Regions from separate parts of the Homo sapiens genome. Here region 2 is linked to region 1. Evidence: read pairs that join two places in POLR2A ChIA-PET (ENCODE). Cell type or tissue: PC-3. All regions are shown on one strand. Each heading gives the region's core, and the rest is flanking DNA. Links, peaks and the distances in the headings are about the cores only.

The links. Peaks named below come from ENCODE experiments on the same cell type or tissue, not always from the same donor. Only the 100,000 strongest peaks of a DNase experiment are listed, where the experiment ranks them.
Region 2: POLR2A ChIA-PET joins it to region 1 with 10 read pairs; 2 of 35 experiments call an interaction of 5 or more read pairs at or near these places.

Annotation. Positions count from the first base shown.
Region 1 is chr7:104,966,420-104,974,755 of GRCh38, reverse strand. No RefSeq gene overlaps it. Among named protein-coding and RNA genes, the nearest start is that of LINC01004, 21 kb to the left of the region's middle. In PC-3, for the core only: no CTCF peak of the experiment used is centred there; no DNase peak of the experiment used is centred there; H3K27ac peaks cover 1,732 bases.
Region 2 is chr7:105,454,797-105,463,132 of GRCh38, reverse strand. PUS7 (pseudouridine synthase 7) reads left to right here. Exons shown (of 16, transcript NM_019042.5): 14 at 383-512; 15 at 3,874-3,965; 16 at 5,207-6,630. The coding sequence ends at 5,343. Among named protein-coding and RNA genes, the nearest start is that of PUS7, 63 kb to the left of the region's middle. In PC-3, for the core only: no CTCF peak of the experiment used is centred there; no DNase peak of the experiment used is centred there.

The DNA.
Region 1 (8,336 bases), core at 152-8,151:
TTCTAATCCCTAAGATAGTTATGAAAATCAATTATTCCTCCCTGTATTCCTTCAAGTACTCTTGAATGCCCACTATGTGTCAGGTATTGAGAACAAGACACACATGCTCCCTGTCCCCATGGAGTGGAACCTAATGAGTGAGGCATAGCAACATGTTTTGAGAAATATCAGCTGGGATACATTAGGTAAAGGGTTACTGTCGAGAAGTGGCCACCAACTATCCCTAGCATTCCTTGGTCCTTCACACTCTCCTTGATGCCTCCTTCCCAAGGCCAAAGTGGGGGAAGAGGTGAGAGATAAAGTGGTCAGATGAGTGGCTATGGCCCAGCCTGGTCAAGCTGCCATTTTACACTCCACCCACTCCCCAACTCAGTCAGCCCTAACTCTACTACATGAATCCAGATTTTCTCTTCTATGTGCCCCACCCTCTGACAGGGAAGTAGGAAAACAGAGATTTGTAGAAGTTGGTAAAAGCTAATGTCAGAAGGCAAAGTTCCATTTCTAGATCCAAGAAAAACTTCCTGTTTTGTTAAGACATTTCTTAGGAGCGGAAACTGGCTCACTCAAATGAAAACCACAATGAATAATTTTACTGATTTGTACCATATGTTTAGCAAGCCTGAAATCCCAAGAGGAGGTTGGTGAATAAAGAGAAATCAGAAAGGGACTGTCAGATACCAACCCCCAACCAACCAGGGCTTTTCCCCACATCACCACTCCCTGAAGGAACAGCGACAACTGAGGGAGTGGAAACACATTTGGGACACGTGATGCAAAGGTAACCTGGTGGCTCATTTAAGGGCTGTGTGACTTGGATTGGTCATCATCCTTTCTCCAGATGGAGTTTCCCTTTTTACAAAAAGATCTAGAAAATCAGCTGTACTAGCATAGACAGTGCTGCAGTAACAAATTAGCTCTGGAGTCTTGGCTTAACACAGTAAAAGTTTATTTCGTGTTTTCATTAAATGACACATACAGGTTGGTGGTGGAATGGGAAGTGGAGATGGGAATTCTGCTTAAGCACCCTGGTTGATAGAGGCTCTGGCACTTGCAGCTATATTACTGGAGCCTTGGGCCATCACCATCTTGGCCGTAGAGGGAGAGAATGCATAGAGAATTCACATGTGTCCTATACTTCAGCCTGGAAGGGACACATATCACCTCTGTCTCAGTGGTTGGACAGAACAAACTACAGATGGACTGGGACAGATGGGGAAGCCTATGGATATTTGGTGAGCAATACAATAAATGCCTCTGCCACAACAGCCTTTTAATGCTGTGTGCATGTTACTACGTGTTATGGCATCTCAGAATTCCAGACAGATCTTTTGGATCCTAATCTGCTGGGATGTCTCATCTAAGATTCTTATTTATTTCCTGAGCACCTAATAGGCAGTCCTCGTGTCAAAAACAGCACACCAGTGGGTTCTGCATAATGATTTTACCTCTAGAGTTTTCCCTCTCCTCTCCTCTCCCCTCCCCTCCCCTCTTCTCCCCTCCCCTCCCCTCCCCTCTCCTCTCCCCTCCCCTCCCCTCTTCTCCCCTCCTCTCCCCTCCCCTCCCCTCTCCTCCTCTCCTCTCCTCTGTTGTCCAGGCTGGAGTGCAGTGGCACAAACACAGCTCACTGCAGCCTCAATTCCTAGGCTCAGGCAATACTCCTGCCTCAGCCTCCCATGTAGCTCAGACCACAGGTGTGTGCCACCATGCTAATTTTTTTTTAAATTTTTTATTTTTTTGTATAGACAGGGGCTCACTTTGTTGCTCAGGCTGGTCTCAAACTCCTAGGCTCAAGCAATCCTCCTGCCTAAGCCTCCCAAACTGCTAGGATTACAGGCATGAGCCACCATGCCTGGGCTTTTCGTTTTTAATTTAATTTTTTACCTAATTAGCTAGTCCACAGGAATTAGCAGCTCAGCGTGGCCTCACAATATGTTGTTGGAGGACTGACATAGCTTGGTGTCCCTGGGAGCATGGATTAGTCAGTCATTGGAATTCAAAGCTGAGTTTTAAAACAGTATGGAATTTTAAGCTGTTCACATTTAATTCCACAAAAATGACAACGTAGAACTGAAGGGTTGTTCTCTGAAGGATTATTGACCATAATTGTTCAAAATGTATTACGATTCAAGCCTCCTCTTACAGTTGACTCATGTTTGACTCTTGTCCAGTGTTTCTATGCCCAGGGATGGTGCTCTGTATGCATCACTATTATCAATTAAATATACATACAGTCCGTACATGTAGGCTGCAGTTCACTTGAATGAAGTTGTATGCCCTTGCCAAGTAGGGGAGTAGGGTGGGAGGAGTCACTTTCTTTTTTCTGTCTTTTTCTTTTTCTTGCCTTTTTTTTTTTTTTTTTTTTTAAGACAGGGTCTCACTTTGTCACTCAGGCTGAAGTGCAGTGGTATGAACATGGCTCACTGCAGCCTCAACCTCCTGGGCTCAAACAATTCTCCTGTCTCAGCACTCCTCAAGTAGTTGGGACTACAGACATGTGCCAGCAGGCCCAGCTAATTTTTGCATTTTTTTTAGAAATGGGGTTTCACCATGTTGCCCAGGCTGTCTCTACCTCCTGAGCTCAAGTGATCTGCCTGCATTGGCCTCCCAAAGTGCTGGGATTACAGGCGTGAGCCACCGTGCACTGGTGGAGGCAGTCAATTTCTAAGTGATAGCTTATTCAGGTCTGAGTTTCTCTGCCTTCCCCTCTTGATCCTTGGTTTGGGGACATTTTGTCATCCACCAAAAAGGCAGGAGAGAGCAAGGCAAATACAGATCAATTCGAAGCAGACTCATTTCACAGGGTGGTTCTCTACTTATTTTGTTTAACTTGGCCTGCTGTGGAGCTGTTTGGGGACACATACAGTTCTGCAGCCAGGAGGCCCTTTCCAGAACCTGATTTCCCCTTGGAATGACACATTATCCTCCCTTCACATGTAGCAATTGTAAATTCCTGCCTAGGGAGCAGCAATTGCTTTGAATTACACACTATTTGAACAGACCAGTATGGGATTAACAAGGCCTTATTGTTCTGCAGTCCTTTATTGAAACTCGCTATAGTAATTTCTGGTGAAATTATATTCCCCTGCCTATCATTTGACTATGCAAAGGAACACTTTCCACACTCTAATTGGTCCTTTCTAGTTGTATGTAATAAAAATCTCTTTTTACTATATTATTAACCCTGAGCAGGAAGAAATAATACTATCAGGTTTTTTCAGTTCACCCTTTTCTCACCCTTTCCCTCCCTTTGACATCTCTACTATGATTCCATGACTTGGACGTTTTTTAGATTTGTGGTGCCCAGAATATTACTTTATGACTGCTATGTACATATAGAAATGCACACACTATACCCACACAATCTAGGATTATCTCCTTTACAATATGCTATTTTTAAAATAAACTTCAGGAGCACAGAATTAAATCAGTAATAATACCTGTTTCAGGACACATTCTCATCATTGGTCTGGAAGTACCATTTTAAACATGTTTTTAAACAGTCTAGGCAAACAATTTACATCTACTCTTCAATTAAAAAACAAAAAACAAAAAACTCTAGTCCAGGCATGGTGGCTTGCGCCTGTAGTCCCAGCACTTTGGGAGGCCAAGGTGGGTGGATCGCTTTGAGCTCAGGAGTTCAAGACCAGCATGGACAACATGGCAAAACCCCGTTTCTACTAAAAATAGAAAAATTAGCTGGGTGTGGTGGTACACACCCATAATCCCAGCTACTTGGGAGGCTGAAGCAGGAGAATGGCTTGAACCTGGGAGGCAGAGGTTGCAGTGAGCCAAGATCGCACCACTGCACTCCAGCCTGGGCAACAGAGCGAGATTTCGTCTAAAAAAAATAAAAATTCTTACTTTTCAATCATCTGCAAATAGAATTTGGTAACCAAGAATGAATCTACCAATATTTACTTCCTAACTAAGCTGTTTCTAACAGAAATCAAAAGGGAATCTCTTTATAATGATGAAGTCTAAAGGCAGACTAATAAAAATGCTGAGAGCAAGATGTTTAGGTCAGGTGCAGTGGCTCAGGCCTGTAATCCCAGCACTTTGGGAGGCCTAAGCAGGGGGATCACTTGAGCCCAGGAGTTCAAGACCAGCCTGGGCAACATAGTGAGACCTGGGTCTCTACAAAAAATACAAAAATTAGCTGGGCATGGTGGCATACCTATAGTCCTAGCTACGTGGGACGTTGAGGTGGGAGGATCGCTTGAGCTCAGGGAGTCAAGGCTGCAGTGAACAGTGATGGCAGCATTTGTACTCCAGCCTGTGTGACAGAATGAGACCTTATCTCAAAAAAAAAAAGTTTACCAGGCTTTAAATAGTTTATTTTGATGGACATTATTTGTCCATAAAATAGACCTTTATAAAAGCTCGGATTTGAAACCAATAAATTAGAACTGTAATGTAGTCTTTTCTAGCTGGTTTTAGGCCAGTTAAATCTAGCAGAGATCATGAAGGCAGAAAGCCAACTTGAAGCCAAAATAACTATTGAGAACATTCTACATTCCATTAATAGGTAATGAAATTAAATCTGTTAACCGCTAAATTAAAATACATATTCTACTTACTTACATACAACTTTAGGCCTATATAACTATCATGCTTCCAAAAATAACAGCCTGGCCAGGCACAGTGGCTTACGCCTGTAATCCCAACACTTTGGGAGGCCAAGGCGGGCGGATCACCTGATGTCAAGAGTTTGAGACCAGCCTGGCCAACAAAGTGAAACCCTGTCTCTACTAAAAATACAAAAATTAGCCAGATGTGGTGGTGCGTGCCTGTAATCCCGGCTACTTGGGAGGCTGAGGCAGGAGAATCGCTTGAACCTGGGAGGTGGAGGCTGCAGTGAGCCCAGGTCAGGCCCCTGCACTCCAGCCTGGGCAACAGAGTGACTCCGCCTCAAAAACAGATAAATAACAGCCCAATAGCACAATACTTTTGAAACATGCTTTGATGAAATCCACAAAGGAATCATCTTTACCCCTTTGTCCCTAAACCATCTTCTCAGATCTTGTGCCTAAATTGAAATTTTTGTGCCAGGAGTTAGAAAATAATATGGATATAATAAAACAGACATAGTTTATACTGTAAGATATAATAAATATAGTTTATACTGTAAGAAGCATGACAGGTTTTTTTAAAATTATTGGATGATGACCATCAACTAAAAAAAAAAAAAAAAAAAACAAACAAACCTCAAAAACCCAAAGTCTATAACCTGCACTGAAAGGTTTTAATCTATAAAGATGAAAGTCAGCTTCTCCCATTTCCATTTTTCAAACCAGAGACTTTTTTTTTTTTTGACTTGCTCTGTGACCCAGGCTGGAGTACAGTGGTGCAATCGCTGCAACCTCAAACTCCTGAGCTCAAGTGATTCTCCCACCTCAGCCTCTTGAGTAGCTGGGACTACAGGCACACAACACCATTCCCGGCTCCAGAGATTTCTTTGAAACTTTCTATTAGAAAAAAAATAAAAAGAAATGGTCATTGCTTGCTGTGCATGCTGGCTCATGCCTGTAATCCCAGCACTTTGGGAGGCTAAAGTGGGCAGATTACTGGAGGTCAGGAGTTTGAGACCAGCCTGGCTAAAATGGTGAAACCCCATCTCTACTAAAATAAAAAATAATTAGCCGGGAGTGGTGGTGCGTGCCTGTAATACCAGCTGCTCAGGAGGCTGAGACAGGAGAATCGCTTGAACCCAGGAGGTGGAGGTTGCACTGAGCCGAGATCGCACCACTGCACTCCAGCCTGGTGACATAGCAAGACTCCATCTCAAAAAAAAAAAAAAAAAAAAAAATTTTATTAGTAAGGAGATAAAGCTAATTCCTCTGGGAACTTGTTTCAGACTTGGGTAGATGAAGTCCTGTGGCACAAAACTGAAGTGGAAGAGTGCTTTATGTAGACAGTTGGCTTGCAGGCAACATAAACAGAAAAGCTCAATAAATTCAAACAAAGCTGAAGCCAAAATCATGTAGTGATTTGTAAGGGAGCAGTAGATATTTTGAACTATGCCCCAAAGAGATGTTAAAGTAAATCAAAATCTTATGAACAGGTAAAAAAATTACTATGAAATTTAGAAAAACTGCTATCCATCCCAGATAGTGATTTTTTTTTTCCTTAAATGAGTAGTGAATGACTACAAACAAATGTGTAAAAAAAGAAAAAAAAATGACAGGAAATTTGAAATACAAATTTCTAGGCTTCTGGTAACACAATTTATACCAGGGGTCAAATATTCAGGGTTGCTTCTAAATTAAAAGAAAGAAACAAACAAAAAAATCCCATTTGAGCCCGAAGCATTTCATATTTGGTAAACTATTTGGGGAAATTCCACAAAATGTGCAGGCCAAGTCATTTTATTTACTCTTACTCTCCAACCTTTCCATTTCATTTTGCTTCAGCGATCGTTATAAAACTGAGCAGACAAGGCCAGGCATAGTGGCTCACACCTGTAATCCCAGCACTCTGGGAGGCTGAGGGGGGCGGATCACGAGGTCAGGAGATCGAGACCATCCTGGCCAACATGGTGAAACCCCATCTCTACTAAAAATACAAAAAATTAACTGGGCGTGGTGGCAGGCACCTGTAATCCCAGCTACTCAGGAGGCTGAGGCAGGAGAATCACTTGAACCCAGGAGGTGGAGGTTGTGATGAGCCAAGATCTTGCCATATTGCACTCCAGCCTGGGCAACAAGAACGAAACTGTTTCCAAAAAGAAAAAAAACCTGAGCAGACAGCTCGGGCAAACCCAGGAGCTCTCTTCTAGTAACAAAGTACAGGTTTGTCCTAGGAAGATAAGAAAAATCCTTTTCTTCCAAGTACAGGCTCTTGCCACTGTTGAGGAGTGGTCACCATATATCCTCTCTGCCTCAGATTCCTGTGCACTGACCATTCTCACATTCCTGGGCACCAGATTATCACATTGCTAGGAGCTGTGGTCTGGCATCGGGCAGTTTGCACTCTGATTGAGTGGCTGGGTGCAAGAGGGGAGTAAACTGGCTCGAGTCACTGGTGACCATGACTGCTCTAGAAAGAACTTCGGAAGGCTCAGCCCCACCGACCCTGCCAGGCCTAGCAGGCTGGTAATTATCTCCTGGGCTACAACAGAGCTCTGAGAGTTCAAGGTTTACCTCATCACAGCCTTTTCTCCCCTTCCTTCCTCTATTGGACAGTCCACTTTGCAGTGACCTAGTTCATTAGGATGCCCTTGTGCCTCAGTTTCCCTTATTAGGACTGGACTCCGCCTGTCAGCTGGGATTCAATCACCCTGTCTTCCTCTTTGCCAATATACTTTCCTCTCCAACCTTCCTCAGTCCCTACTGGCTGGGGCTCTGCTTGGATTAAGTCAATTGCTCAAGAGCCATGACTCCTTCCTGACTTTGGTCTACTATCCCCACTCTCTCACAGTCATTCCAGCTGCTTACTTTGCTCCCTGAAGATACTGATAATCAACTGAACCAGATCCCAGCTTGCCTTATCTACTCAGCCCACCTGGTTACCTTTCCCAGGCCAGTCTAGCCAGCCAGGTTAGTTCCCTGCTTGCTGTCACCCACCCACCCAATCCTGGATCCTCCTCCTTCCCATCAGCTGGTGCTGCTCGAATATTCACATCGATAGCAGTAATTAATGGCAGTTAAGAGCTCAGTCTGTCTCAGGAACTGTCTTAAGTACATCAGTACTTAAATTCATTTAATTATGACCACAACACTTGGAGAAACTGAGGCTGGGAGAGGTTGACTTGCTCAAGGTCACGCAAAGAGTAAATAGCACAGCTTTAAGTTGAACCTAGACTAGATCTTTCTGATGCCAGGTAAATACTCTTAATCACTGGCCAAGGGTTCTCAAGGTTCCTTTGCCCCTTCATCTATCCCACACATGGTATGTTTGTCGAAGGGACTGTGCAGATCTCAGCTATACTGCCTCCCTACAGGCCTTGGGTCTGGGCCTAGCCTTTGGACACCATTCATCAGAAAACTGGTCATCTCTGGCCGGGTGCGGTGGTTCACGCCTATAATCCCAGCACTTTCAGGGGCTGGCTGAGGTGGGCAGATCACCGGAGGTCAGGAGTTCAAGACCAGCCTGGCCAAAATGGTGAAACCCTATCTCTACTAAAAATAAAAAATAATTAGCTGGGCATGGTGGCAGGCGCTTGTACTCCCAGCTACTCGGGAGGCTGAGGCAGAAGAATCACTTGAACCCAGAAGGCAGAGGTTGCAGTGAGCTGAGATCGCACCATTACACTCCAGCCTGGGTGACGTGAGACTCCGTCTCAAAAAAAAAAAAGAAAAAAAAAAACTGGTCATCTCTGCCTCTCCTATTTATGCTTC
Region 2 (8,336 bases), core at 269-8,268, 490 kb before region 1:
TTTATAACTGCCTCTTCCAGAGAGAGTTTGAAGCCTCTGTATATGCTGTCTTCCAACTCTCAGCCCATATAAAATGCAGTTTAGCAACTTTGGATGAAATGGCCTTTTGTAGTTGGCTTGGGAACCTTACACCACAGGTACTATGACTGGTTGCAAAAATAACTGAAAAATTGGCCAAACCAAAGCTCAGTACACCCTGTAGTCCTAGTTACTAAGTCACTAAATTTTGATTCCAGGGAACAGATTTTGGATTATAAATTAAGGTGACTAATTTTATTAGGGCAGTCTAACTGAACTTACATTGTTACTCTCTTTATAATCTAGTTCAGGATAACTTGACTGACAAGCTGCATTTCAACTAACTTTTTGTATTTTATATTAGTTCAAGAAGCCTACAGGGAAATGCTCACAGCTGACAATCTTGATATTGACAACATGAGACACAAAATTCGAGATTATTCCTTGTCAGGGGCCTACCGAAAGATCATTATTCGTCCTCAGAATGTTAGCTGGTGAGTAATCATCTAGAATGAGATAGAACTGAATTACCATATAAGTTGTAAGCTTTTGCTTCACTTTATATAGAGTCATGTACTGCACAAGAATTTTCAGTCAGTGACAGATTGCTTATATGATGGTGGTATCATAAGATTATAACACCATATTTTTACTTACCTTTTGTTTTTTTTTTGGTTTTTTTTTGAGACGGAGTTTCACTAGTCACCCAGGCTGGAGCACAATAGCATGATCTCGGCTCACTGCAACTTCTGCCTCCCAGGTTCAAGCGATTCTCCTGTCTCAGCTTCCAGAGTAGCTAGGATTACAGGCACCTGCCACCACACCTGGATAATTTTTGTATTTTTAGTAGAGGCAGGGTTTCACCATATTGGCCAGGCTGGTGTCAAACTCCTGACTTCAGGTGATCCTCCTGCCCCGGCCTCCCAAAGCGCTGGGATTACAGGCACGAGCCACCACACCTGGCCTTACCTTTTTTCTTTTCTTTTTTCTCTTTTATCTTCTTTTCTTTTCCTTTTCTTTTTCTTTTCCTTTTCTATCTTTTTCTTTTCTTTCTTTTCTTTTTTTTTCTTAATAGAGGCAGGTTCTTTCTGTCACCCAGGCTGGAATGCAGTGGCATAATCATGGCTTCCTGCAGCCTCAAGCTCCTCTGCTCAAGCAATCCTCCCACCTCGGCCTCCCAAAGTATTGGGATTACGGGCATGAGCCACCACATCCAGCCTGTGCCTTTTCTATGTTTAGATGCACAAGTACTTAAACCATTGTGTTACAGCAGCCTCCAGTATTCAGTACAGTAACATGCTGTATAGGTTTGTAGCCTAGGAGCAATAGGCTATAGTCTGTAACCAAGGCGTGTAGTAGGCTATACCATCTGTGTTTGTGTAAGTACATTCTGTGATGTTTACACGGTGATGAAATGCCTGACAAGGGTTAGAACATGTCCCTCTTGTTAAGCAGTGCATGACTGTACTTTTTCAGTGCTTACAACCTAGCATCTAAGTGTTTCATAAGTGTTAGTTATTATTGTTATTACTACTATTGTTACCACTACTGCTACTACTTTGTATTTTTCAAATCATCAAGAAGTAAATGAAGCTAAGCCGGGCACAGTGTCTCATAAGTAAGCCCGGAGACTCCAGAGGCTGAAGCGGGAGGATTGCTTGAGGTCAGGAGTTTGAGACAAGCCTGGGCAATATAGTGAGACCCTGTCTCTAAAAAAAGAAAAGAAATAAAGAAGCTGTTTTGAATATAAACAGTTATGGGAAGTGAGTTCATTTACATTTTATTGGCATCACTGAATTATTGAAGAAATGTGTAGAGTGAACTTTTTTCCTATTTCTAAAAACTTAGATTTGCTTACAGAGCTATCTCTGAGCAAATTACCTTACTTAGAATTAGCTGTGAGTTCCAAACACCGCTCTGGTTGTTTTAATATCATGTTTCTAGAGAGGAAAATATACTTATGTTAGTTCGTTTAAAAATACTTTATTGGAAGCCCAAGGTGGGAGGATCACTTGAGCCTAGGAGCTTGAGACCTGCCTCCGCAACATAGCAAGACCATCTCTACAAAAAATTACAAAAATTAGCCTGGTGTGATGGTGCACATCTGTAGTCCCAGCTGTTTGGGAGGCCAATGTGGGAGGATTGCTTGAGCCTGGAAGGTCGAGGCTGCAGTAAGCTGTGATCACGCCACTGCCCTCCAGCCTGGGTGACAAAACGAAACCCTGTCTCAAAAACAAATTTTTTTTTTTTTTTTTTTTTTTGAGACGGAGTCTCGCTCTGTCGCCCAGGCTGGAGTGCAGTGGCGCGATCTCGGCTCACTGCAAGCTCCGCCTCCCGGGTTCGCGCCATTCTCCTGCCTCAGCCTCCCGAGTAGCTGGGACTACAGGCGCCCGCTACCACGTCCGGCTAATTTTTTGTATTTTTAGTAGAGACGGGGTTTCACCTTGTTAGCCAGGATGGTCTCGATCTCCTGACCTCGTGATCCGCCCGCCTCGGCCTCCCAAAGTGCTGGGATTACAGGCGTGAGCCACCGCGCCCGGCCTCAAAAACAAATTTTAATACTCAGTATTATCTAAAGCTTTATTTGATAATTTTAAAATGAAATCCTGAACTAGTTGCCTATTTCCAGGAAATTATTTTATTCCCTATTTCCTTCTCTTCTCCATCTCTCTTACCTCCTCCTCTCTGGAGTATAGGCAAGAGGTCCACATGGTTGGACTTTGTCTTCCCCACTCCAGAGAACTGTTCCTTCTCAGTAACAAGCTGTTGTTGGTTGTGGCACCCAGTCTGGAGAAAATGTAAATGCCGTAAGTAATTTGATCACAGCTGTGCAAAGTGAAGTTTACTGACTCTCAACTTCATTTAAAAAGAATTGTCGGCTGGGCACGGTGGCTCACGCCTGTAATCCCAGCACTTTGGGAGGCCGAGGCGGGCAGATCACGAGCTCAGGAGATCGAGACCATCCTGGCTAACACGGTGAAACGCCATCTCTACTAAAAATACAAAAAATTAGCCGGGCATGGTGGCGGGCGCCTGTAGTCCCAGCTACTCGGGAGGCTGAGGCAGGAGAATGGTGTGAACCCGGGAGGCGGAGCTTGCAGTGAGCCAAGATCACGCCACTACACTCCAGCCTGGGCGACAGAGCGAGACTCCGTCTAAGAAAAAAAGATTTGTCAGTTGTACATTTTTAAAATTTTAATTATTAATGTGAAGAAATGGGGTTTCACCATGTTACCCACGCTGGTCTTGAACTCCTGGGCTTAGTCATCCCACCTCGGCCGCCCAAAGTGTTGGGATTAGAGGCATGAGCCACCATGCCTGGCCCCAGTTGTGCATTTTTAAATAACTAATAGAATATAATTGGATTGAGCCTATTATATTCAGGCACAGTGGCTCACGTTATAATCCCAGCAGTTGGGGAGACTGTGGCGGGTGGATCACCTGAGGTCAGGAGTTTGAGACCTCCCTGGCCAACATAGTGAAACCCCATCTCTACTAAAAATACAAAAATTAGCCAGGCATGGTGGCAGACACCTATAGTCCCAGCTACTTGTGAGACTGAGGCAGGAGAATTGATTGAACCCAGGAGGCAGAGGTTGCAGTGAGCCAAGATCACACCACTGCACTCCAGCCTAGGTGACAGAGTTGAGACTCCATCTCAAAAAAAAAAAAAAATTATATATATAAGCAAAACTTAGGTATAAAATCTGGCCCTGCTATATTATTCAAGATTCCTAACTATAATTATTTACAGTAAACTTACTTGTTTTTCTTGCTAAATAAATGATGATGAGTGGCTTAGTACCTTTTATGAAAGTTCACATTCACACTTATCTTTATTCATATGTTTTGAAGGGAAGTCGTTGCATATGATGATCCCAAAATTCCACTTTTCAACACAGATGTGGACAACCTAGAAGGGAAGACACCACCAGTTTTTGCTTCTGGTAAGTTTACTCAGTCATCAGCTCTGTGTTGACTTTGAAATGTTTTGTTAAACAAAAACATAATTTTTTTTTGAAAACTGCTCTTACAAGCACTACCACCACCCATGATTTCATTGTTGTGTTTTATGACCTTACTTTCACAATTATGGCTGAAAGTTAGTGATTAAAACCAGTAAATCCTCCTGAAAATAAGTGCATGTTATAGATGGTTGTGATATTAGGTGATGGAGTATTTCTCCCCATCCCCCACAGAGACTTACCAAAGGTGAGTGAAAATTCAGGAAGAGTCTAAAAAATTAAATTGGTTGGGCAGGTGCGGTGGCTCACGCTTGTAATCCCAGCACTTTGGGAGGCCGAGGCGGGCGGATCACGAGGTCAGGAGATCGAGACCACGGTGAAACCCCGTCTCTACTAAAAATACAAAAAATTAGCCGGGTGTGGTGGCGGGTTCCTGTAGTCCCAGCTACTTGGAGAGGCTGAGGCAGGAGAATGGTGTGAACACAGAAGGCGGAGCTTGTAGTGAGCCAAGATCACGCCACTGCACTCCAGCCTGGGTGACAAAACGAGACTCCATCTCAAAAAAAAAAAAAAAAAAATTGGTGGCTGGGCGTGGTGGCTCACACCTGTAATCCCAGCAGTTTGGGAGACCGAGACAAGTGGATCACTTGAGGTCAGGAGTTCCAGACCAGCCTGGCCAACATGACAAAACCCCGTCTCTACTGAAAATACAAAAAAAAAAATTAGGCGGGCGTGGTGGTGGGCACCTGTAATCCCAGCTACTCAGGAGGCTGAGGCAGGAGAATCGCTTCAACCCGGGAGGTGGAGGCTGCAGTGAGCTGAGATTACACCACTGCACTCCAGTCTGGGCAACATAACAAGACTCTGTCTCAAAAAAAAATTAATTAATTAATTAAATTGGCATTCTCATCATCAAATTCTTGTTCTGTTTTTTCCCAGGCCGTAATTTATTATTATTTCTTTAACTTTACATGCGTTTCTCTTTTGTGTTCTTCTGTCATCTGCCTTTTTGTGAAAGTTCCTGGGCAGAATTTCTGTAACCATTCAGCAGGTTCACACTCACAGATCTCTTACTTCCATGGTCTCATTCTCCAAGGCCCCCTAGGAAGTGGAGTCTAAGGAAAGCAGCACAGTTCTTTGTATTTGCTTAGAGATTATGTGACTCTCGCTGGTCTGTCTGCAGCTGCCTTCATTTTCTGACTGTTTTCTTTCTTGCCTTGCAGAAGGCAAATACAGGGCTCTGAAAATGGATTTTTCTCTACCCCCTTCTACTTACGCCACCATGGCCATTCGAGAAGTGCTAAAAATGGATACCAGTATCAAGAACCAGACGCAGCTGAATACAACCTGGCTTCGCTGAGCAGTACCTTGTCCACAGATTAGAAAACGTACACAAGTGTTTGCTTCCTGGCTCCCTGTGCATTTTTGTCTTAGTTCAGACTCATATATGGATTTCAAATCTTTGTAATAAAAATTATTTGTATTTTTAAGTTTTTATTAGCTTAAAGAAATAATTTGCAATATTTGTACATGTACACAAATCCTGAGGTTCTTAATTTTAGCTCAGAATATAAATTAGTCAAAATACACTTCAGGTGCTTAAATCAGAGTAAAATGTCAGCTTTACAATAATAAAAAAAGGACTTTGGTTTAAAGTAGCAGGTTTAGGTTTTGCTACATTCTCAAAAGACAGCAGGAGTATTTGACACATCTGTGATGGAGTATACAACAATGCATTTTAAGAGCAAATGCAACAAAACAAATCTGGACTATGGATAAATAATTTGAGAGCTGCCACCCACAAATATAAATACAGTACTCATGCTGACTGAAATAATAAGACATCTACAAATTTATAAACAAAAAGTGATTGTCATTATCCTGCTTATGTACTAGATTCAGGCAAGCATTATAGACTTTTTGGTTGCGGTGGCTTTTGCATTTATATTATCAATGCCTTGCAGGAACGTTGCATTGATAGGCCCATTTTATTTTTTTATTTTTTTTTTCGAGACAGGATCTCACTCTGTAGCACAGGCTGGATTGCAGTGCAATCCTGCAATTCTCAATCTTGCACTGCAGCCTCGACCTCCCAGGCTCCAGTGACTCTCCCACCTCAGCCTCCTAAGTAGCTGGGAGTACAGGCGCGCACCACCACGCCTAGCTGATTTTTGTATTTTTTTGTAGAGACGGGGGTTTGGCCATGTTGCCGAGGCTAACTCCTGGGATTACAGGCATGAGCTGTGCTGGCCGGGTTTTTTTTTCTTGATGTAAACGTGTACAGCTGTTTTATTAGTTAAGGTCTAATTTTTACTCTAGGTGCCTTTTATGTTCAGAACTCTTTCCACTGGACTGGTATTTGCTCAAAAATAAATAATGGTAGAGAAGAAAACTATAAAAATGGACAAGGCTTTCTTCTATCAGTAGCGTTTACCCTTTGTCACCAGTGGCTTTGGTATTTCCATGTCTGGCATTGCATAAACTTCTCTGGTGTGAAAGGATAAATATGCCTTTCTAAAGTTGTATATCAAAATTGTATCAATTTTTATTTTCTATGATTTCTAGAAACAAATGTAATAAATATTTTTAAAATCTCCTTTCTACTGGTTATGTAAATAAATCAAATAAATATATCAAAATGAGTGCAGATAAGAATCTTGACCTTGACTAAAGGTAAGGAACTAAATGAATGTGGGATCCTCATCAGAAATGGTGGTGACACCAAAATGTGTTGTGATCAGCTGTGAAGTATGAGGATAATCTGAGTCAAATGCTACGAATAATTGACTGTGTTGGACTGGACTCCAGGTTATTGGAATCACTCACTCACCTTCCAATGTGCTTTATGGAGTAGAAAAGAAAGGAATGGAAAAGAGCTACCGTACCAGGAGCATTGCACCATGGGAATGTGAATGACATTTGTCTCGTATCTGGTAGTAGAAATGAGATTCGGAACTGTTTTTCAACCCTTTTGTTTTAATGACATCCATCACCACCACACTGCTGAGGCTTAAAAAAGATTGGAAATAGCATGGTAAATTTTATATATATATATATATATATATATATATATTTTTTTTTTTTTTTTTTTTTTTTTTTTTTTTGAGACATTGTTGTTCTGTCACCCAGGCTGGAGTGCAGTGGCGTGATCCTGGCTCTCTGCAACCTCCCACTACCAGGTTCAAGTGACTCTTGTGCCTCAGCCTCGTAAGTAGCTGGGATTACAGGCACCGCTGCCAGGCCTGGCTAATTTTGTATTTTTAGTAGATGCGGAGTTTCGCCATGTTAGCTAGGCTGGTCTCAAACTCCTGGCCTAAAGTGATCTGCCCACTGCTACCTCCCAAAGTGCTGGTATTACAGACGTGAGCCACCATGCCCAGCCCAGTAAATTATCCTTTTTGCTAGCTAGTTTTGAAAGAATATTTTGTCCTAGGTCAGGCACGGTGGCTCACACCTGTACACTTTGGGAGACCAAGGTGGGAGGATTGCCTGAGCCCAGGAGCTTGAGATCAGCCTGGGTAACATAGTGAGACCCTGTCTCAAATATATATATATATATATATATATATATATTTTGTCTTACAAAAGCTAAACATGTATTAAATGTATAGTAGTCCTGTCTGTACCTTCCAGTAATAGCTGGAGTTCTCCTTCATCTGACAGAAAATTATTTATGAAGGGATCTAAGTCTTTCTGTTGCAATTGCATTCAGCAGTTCTGCATTTACAGGTTGAGTATCCCTTACACAAAATGCCTGGGACTAGAAGTGTCTTGGATTTTCATTTTTTTTTTTAGATTTGTACTTCAACTTACTGGTTGGAATCCAAAAATCCAAAATGCTCCAATGAGCAAGTTTTGGATTTTGGATTTTCAGATTTGGGATGCTCAACCAGTATAAATTTGCATTCCAAAACAAAAGTGAAGCTAAACTTGTGTTTTCTTCATCTGGGAAATACTTACGGCTCTATTGTTAACTTTCTTGGCTGTGTTAGCTAGTACCAGTTTGTACATGTCTCTTCATAAACACCAGTGGATAAATAATGATTCAAGGCGGATTCTTCAAGCTGTTTTGAGACTCAGGGGGCACACCACCTAACTCTAGGGACTTACTCAACCTGAAATAAATCATTGCCTTAGCATAGAATTCAGAACATTTTTTGTTGTTTGGAAAGGGAGGAAGTTTCTCTTAGACAAATTTATAAAGCCTGAAAGCAACCTCATCCTCAACATAAAAGTATCATTGCTTCCTAAATTTTTGCCTAAAAGAAATAATAAAGGATCATTCTTTTTATTATAATGTAAAACCAACACTATTCCATAACAGGAAAGGAAGCTAAATAATCAAAATTGTTC